Linked DNA regions of Homo sapiens: region 2 is linked to region 1. Evidence: chromatin contacts called from ENCODE Hi-C or POLR2A ChIA-PET data. All regions are on one chromosome and are shown on one strand. The core of a region is the stretch at or near the end of the contact, and the rest is flanking DNA. Distances in the headings are between cores, read along the strand shown. Region 1 overlaps CD44 (CD44 molecule (IN blood group)). Region 2 has its middle 21 kb from the start of CD44-AS1.

The links. A loop is a pair of places that touch in the nucleus more often than their neighbours do. ChIA-PET counts read pairs that join two places held with the same protein, here RNA polymerase II (POLR2A). Pooled maps may share reads with other maps.
Region 2: a map of naive thymus-derived CD4-positive, alpha-beta T cell shows a loop between it and region 1 (5-fold over the local background). The contact joins two enhancer-like sites. A Hi-C loop is called at or near these places in 13 of 168 maps with a recorded cell type or tissue (CD4-positive, alpha-beta T cell, CD4-positive, alpha-beta memory T cell, CD8-positive, alpha-beta T cell and 8 more), 13 of 37 single-sample maps with no recorded cell type and 16 of 50 pooled maps. POLR2A ChIA-PET finds 5 or more read pairs at or near these places in 16 of 52 experiments (CD4-positive, alpha-beta T cell, CD4-positive, alpha-beta memory T cell, CD8-positive, alpha-beta T cell and 11 more).

What each region holds. Positions count from the first base shown.
Region 1 is chr11:35,164,972-35,168,061 of GRCh38, forward strand. All of the region lies in intron 1 of CD44 (CD44 molecule (IN blood group)), which reads left to right. Among named protein-coding and RNA genes, the nearest start is that of SNORD164, 3.6 kb to the left of the region's middle. RefSeq lists a silencer at 588-637 and an enhancer at 1,058-1,117. Within about 2 kb of position 1,725, at least 31 of the 41 ENCODE cell types and tissues checked have a DNase peak (open chromatin) inside an H3K27ac peak, as active enhancers do; they include breast epithelium and natural killer cell, where a contact is called at or near this core.
Region 2 is chr11:35,234,363-35,237,734 of GRCh38, forward strand. No RefSeq gene overlaps it. Among named protein-coding and RNA genes, the nearest start is that of CD44-AS1, 21 kb to the left of the region's middle. Within about 2 kb of position 1,754, at least 7 of the 41 ENCODE cell types and tissues checked have a DNase peak (open chromatin) inside an H3K27ac peak, as active enhancers do; they include breast epithelium and natural killer cell, where a contact is called at or near this core.

The sequences.
Region 1 (3,090 bases), core at 475-2,974:
GGCCATCGTCACTTTGATTGGCCCCTACCACAGTATTTTCCAGACTTTTCCACCAAGGCTCTTAGGGCTTTGTGGTGGGTGCCAGAACAATTGATGGGGTAGGGTGGGTGCTGGAAGAGAATGAGCATCTGGTAGATTGAGTCTCTGGGTCTGCCCTTCCACCCTCACTCCAGCCCCCATTAGCTCAGCTTGATTTTCAACCACTTGAAATACTGTGGTTGTGCCTAAGACATCATGTCAGGGAGAGAAAGAAACATCTGAAAACCATCAATCTTCTCTCTGAATGCTTCCACTGGTCCCATTTGCCTGTTGACAACCCAAGTTGAAAAGGCAGCACCAGAGGGGAATGGGGAAAATTAGCAGAACTGGAAAATCTGAGTTGAGATCTGGGTTTACCAAACTCTCCGTAAGACTTTGAGTCTGTGAAACTTATGTCCATTAGTTTCTTCACCTTTTAAATGGGTCTGTAGTACCTACCCTCTGGGCCTCACAGGCTGCTTTTGGGTGTGAAAGTGCTTTATAATTGGTGAAGGAAACTGCTACGTGGCAAGAATAGCAAAGCCTGATGTACTTTAATCCATTCGGTTCTGCTGAGGGTGGAGCCCCAATGTGTCTTAATTCATATGAGGTTTCTGAGAAGCTTTTTGAGATTTTAATACTGTCCCAGGTATGCACATCAACCTTCTCACTTTTATCCCCCAAGCTCCAAAATTTCATAACTTTTTATTTCATCTTGGGTGGCAGGAAGGCAAGGTGTGCCTGGGGGAGCTACAGGGAGTTATTCAAGGTCACATAATTAGCTTATAATTAACAGAGTTTAGGCTAGAACCAGTGCATCCCACTCCCAGATGGGGGCCCCCGGCTTATCTCAGCATGTCAGCAACCCATGAATCAGCCCTGAAATATAGATATTACCTATGAGTAACAGTTTCTCATCCTACCTCAACTGTTACGAAAGTCTTCCCTCAAACTAAAGCTAAGCAGTTCCACAAAATGCCAGCTATAGACATTAGCAGAAACTGTATATTGATTAGGTGATGTATCAGTCATTGTAACTACCCAGAAAAAAAAATACAATGACAAAACCAAGTGGCCCAACCTTATTTTCTACTTGCAAGAGGAAAAACCCTATTTGGGCCCCAAGATGCTTTTTTCATTTCATTTACCACATCCTGGGTTTGTGCTAGTCAATCTGCTAAATCAATAAGATCCGAAAAAGCAGAAAACAAAGATCGTGAGGCCAGAGGATTTCCTGATCACCATGGCAACACACAGGGGTGGGTACTGTGGTTTCTCTGCCTGAAGACGCACTCGTCAAAGACTACTTGGTGTTACAGAATTCTGGTGCAGTGAAGCAACAGTTCTGGGACATATACTTTCTTTTGCCAGAAAGACTCTGTTGGATCCAGGACCAGGAGTGGGGGGTTAAACAGTTCTCCATACCCTCACCTCCAAGTCCCCATCATCCCATTAGGAGACAGGGACAGTACTGTTCTCCAAACTCTCAAAACAACCCAAGAGCTTTCTAGGCTGTGCATTGGGTTGATCATTTGGTGGCCTTGGCTGAAGGGCCAGGGTAACAGCTAGGAGAACCCTTGGGATTCTTCTCCAATGTGACAGGCCCCTCCATGTTGGTTCAGCGTTGACTGCCATGACAGGCTCCAGGCTCCACGGAAAAAAGGCAGAGAAATCAGGGGGTCCAGCCAGGCGCCAAGACGTTGGGGTGCCTTGCATTTCTAAGTGCCAAGTGATGAATAGCTCAGTTGAAAGCAACCCAGGGCACATTCTGGAGGAAATTCTCTGGGTATGATTGTGCATGACTGTTTTCTCTGCTCATTAAACCCTCATCTGCCTCCAGGGCAATTCCGGGAGAGACTGAGTCACTCAAGACTCATGGTCTGCACTGGGCAGCCAAAGGCGATTCGGCCACCAAGTGTGATTCTGGCCTCATTCAGAAGTGGATGCTAAACAATACACCCTTTCACCAGGAGCCCATCACATGGGCATCAGGAGATGGGGGCGAGTGATGTGCCAGCCTTCTAGACTGGCAGGCCTGGGGGGCAGCAGAGGGCACAATAGCTAGAAAGACTCCCAGATGAAAACTTCTGGGCTTTGAAGCCTTCGAACAAATGAAGAAGAAAATGACTTCTTCGTGTCCTATTAAGACAGTGAGTTGTGGCTTTTTTGAGAGCAGCTTGCTCAGACCTCTTATGAAAGATAGATCAGTAGCAACAGCACTGGTGTAGGAGTCAGAAATCTGCAATTATGAACCACTGAGTTTTGTGTGTGTGTGTGTGTGTTTTTGTTTTTGTTTTTTGTTTGTTTTGTTTTGTTTTTTAACTTGCTGGAGGACCATACTCGGCTATCCTTGATTTTATTTTCTCCTGTGTCACAAGAGAAATTGGTTAGAAGCTTCCCATTGTGCCTCCTGGCTTTAAAAATAGATAATCCAATTAACAATAATGCTTTAAAACAACAAAACCTTGTCCTTTTCCCTTCCTACTTCTGATCAGAACCAGCTCAGTAAGATTTATTAGTTGTGCAATCTGTTTTGGACATGAGCTCAGCAAATCAGAGGACAGAAATAGAATCCTGGCTTTTTAATGATAAACACTGTAAAAATAAAAAATTTGGAGAGCTTACCAGTGCTTCTGGCTGCCCAAGTGGTTTGTGTGTGGTTGACTCCCAGGAGCTCAATCACTTTGGGTGCAGTCCACCCAGAGAGCTATGTTCCAGCTACATCAACCTGGAGCCTTAGCTTGGTCAGTCTAGATTTTTGGGTTTGGCTGCAGACATCTCGTAATGTCACAAGGACAGCCTGTGTCCTTGGTGACCCAACCCTGGGCCAACCCCAAGTCCTGGAGTCCTCTCCTAAGAGCCCTGCCTAATTGTAGAGAGAGCATTCAGGCTGTAAAGGGCAGGAGGCCTGGGGGCTACGACTAGGTTTGGGCTTTCTAAATTCCCAAGAGTATGATGGGAAGACCAACAGGCAGAATCAGAGAGAAGCAGTCAGCCCACTGCTGGGGAAAGCCAGTCAAGGTCAAGACTTCAGAATCTCCTCTCTGGAGAGAGAGTGAAAATTCCATTAGT
Region 2 (3,372 bases), core at 504-3,003, 69 kb after region 1:
ATAAAAACAGACCCACACTAATGCATATTATCTTAAAAATTCATGACACCTGGGGCAAAGAAATGATCCTATGAACATCTAGAAAGGAAAAATACATACATGGAGGATCAACAATCAGAATAGAATCAGATTTCTCAATGGCCACATTGGAAGATAGAAGACCATGAAACAGGGCCTCAAAATACTGAAAGAATTATTTCCAAGCTAGAATTCTAACTTAGTTAAGCTGCAAATTAAGTATAAGGATGGAATAAAGAGATTTTAGGTAATCATAGTCTCCAAACCTGCTCACCCATTCACAGGCAACTCCCAAAGGATGTACTCCATCAAAACAAGGGAGTTACCAAGAGAGGAGAGGACATGAGTTTCAGAAAACAAAGTAGAGGGAGTTCTTAAAATGATGATAAAGGGAGATCCCAAGATGACAGCTGTACAGCAGGTCTAGAGAACACTTAAAGTTGGAGTACTGACTAATAATTAAAACAATCAATGTTTTGCTTTTATTGACCTCTAATTAAAAAGAAAATTATTTTTTGTTGTATTCATTAACTACTGATGCATTAAAAACTGTTCCAAAATTAGTCGCTTAAAATAACAAGCATGTATTTATTTCTTATGCATCCACCAGTTAACTGAGTACTTCTGCTGATCTTGGCAGGGCTCACTTGAGCATGACGGGACTCATGCATTTGTGTGTGTGATTAACAAACAGGTCAGCTAGAAGCTGTCTGATTTCGGACAGCTTCATCTGGGATGATTGGGGTCTTTTTCCATCTGACTCTTACATGCCTCCAGCTGGCTGGTCCAGGCCTGACAGGGTTCCAAGTAAGAGCACATGCTCACAGGTCCTCTTGAGGCCTAGGCTCAGAACTGGTGCTCTGTCATTCCACCATATTCTATTGACCAATCAAGTTACGAGAGCAGCCCAGATTTTAAAAGAAGGGAAATAGATTCTATCTCCTAATGGGAGAAGCTGCAAAGTCACACTGCAAAAAATATGGTTACAAAAAAGCCAATTATCAGGGCCATTAGTGTGATCAAGATCTACGATAGACATGTTGAAAGATTCTTGTGCTCAAGGGCACCTCTCATGTTTATGCTTAAAATACACTCACCATTTGAGCCATATTGGCAATGGCATTAACTTAGAAAACCATGAACAACTTTATAAACCCCATGCTTATTGGAAAAGGAAGGAGCAAAGTCATGTGTAAATGTGTTTGGGAGATTGCTTGGTATGGTAGAAACAGCATGAGCTTTGGGATCAGACAAATTTTGGGTTTTAATACTGATTCTACCACTTACTTAACTGTGAAACTCTGTTCACACATCTTAAATATTTTGAGTCAGTAAAGAGACAGTAAAACCTTCATAGGGTGGCTATGAGGATTAAATTTAACAAGTACGTGTCAGTGCTGGGGTATATTAGGTCCTCAAAAATATTAATTCCTACCTGCCATCACCCACATATGCACAGTAGGTACTTAACTTCTTCCTTCACCATTTCCTCCAATGTTCTGAACTCTAACCAACTTTTAAGTGTGAATTGCTATTAACTTACAGTGGCTGGAGACAGATTATTTCAGAATCTGAAGCTCCCCATGAAGAAAGCCCTTCAATTTTAGTTGAAAGGTTTTTGCTTTCAAAGCAAGGCTAACAAGCAGGGAGTCCAGGAAGCTAATAACTGGCATTCGTTGATTAAATCTTGGCCATCTAGGTTGTGGCTGTAGGTTAACCAAAGTTGGGCATCCACCCAAGGCTTTGATCGTCACCTCCAGGAAGTTGTCTTGCCCCACCCCTATCCAGGATGAGCTCATTTTCCCCTCTGTGGGTATAACTCTTACCTTGTCCATATGTCATTGTAGTTCTTACTTTGCAATTTCATTAATCCGCCCATGAACCTGTCTGTTCTACTATATGATGAGGTGTGAGGGTACGGAGAAATTCATTATGGTCCCCCAAACCAGGTAAGTAGAAAGTGGTAGAACCAGGGATAGAGCTCAGCTCTCTCCAAAGTCTCTGGCTTAACATGCCTGAATTGTCTATTGTCAGAAGTTTGGTAAACTGAATTTGCTGAAGTTAAGACATCATCTCCAAATGTTGCAAACCAGGTCAGTATTCCAGAGCTCCCTGTGCCTGGTGGAGCCAAAGGAGGCTTTCAGAAACCACTGAAAAGATTTGGGGATGAGTACACTCACCATTTAGACCACATTGGCAATGGAATTAATTTAGGAAACCATAAACAACTTCATAGATGCTGTGCTTATTGGAAAGGGAAGAATCAGTCATGTGTAAATGTGATTTTTGCTGTGATGCCCGGGGCAAAGGCTCAGTGGAGAAGAAAGTCTGGCTGGGCATCCTGGCCTCAAGCCCCATTTCTTGCCTGTGTTGACACCTGGTCTTGAACACCAGTAGTTTGCCTGTCAGGGCCGCCCATAACCCGGCTCCTCAATCCTGCCCCATTAGGCTTCCAGACTGCTGATCTCATTACGTGGTGACTACTGTTTTCCAGAAGTCTTGTCTAAACCACTTCCTCCTTCCTCTCTCCCGAAAGAGGAATAATAAACCTCAGAAGAGGAGGCTAAGGTTTAGCTTTTAAAAGGTGATATTTAAAACAAGACTCTCAGTTCAAATTCAACCTCTGCCATTTACTTATGTATAACCTTACACGAATTATTGAACAGTTCTGTGCCTCGGTTTCCTCATCGGTAAAGCAGGAATAATAATCTCTACCGGAAAGAATGCTGGGGGGTTAAATGAGATAATATCTGTAAAATGATGGAATATAGTAGACGCATATAGGTTTCCTTCCCTCATTTCTGCTATCTTAATCACTTTTGTGTGAATACACAGTAGGGGTCTAGAAAGAATATGAACCATGATTTGGGAGAAGTCAGAGGTGTTCCAAAAATTTCTGAACCTCTCCCAAACCCTTTTAAGCACTGGGGTCTGAAAAGCCTACCCTCTCCCACCCTAAGATTTCCAAATAGTATCAAAAAGAAGAAGAGATTCCCACTCCTGTTTTCTGGGGAAGGGTGGAATATGCAGGTTTATTATTGCCAACATCTATAACACAAAGGCTCTGCCAGAGCCAACCTTCAAGGTGACCCCTAGATAGGGAGAGAGAAGAAATGAGATTGAAATTTCAAGGGCCTAGCTCTGGAGATTCTGAAGATCCTTGACCTTGGGAACTCACCCATGCAGAAGTGGAGAGACAGGTTTTCAATAATAAAGGCTAAGGGCTTCAAATTTCAGCTTGGGTTACTAGAGTTCAGTGAGAGATTTACTTTTTATTTTCGCCTCTTCTAGGATTCTTTAAATCTCATTAAGAAATGAAGAGAGAAATGTGAAGAAAAGCTGTCAGAGGGGTAA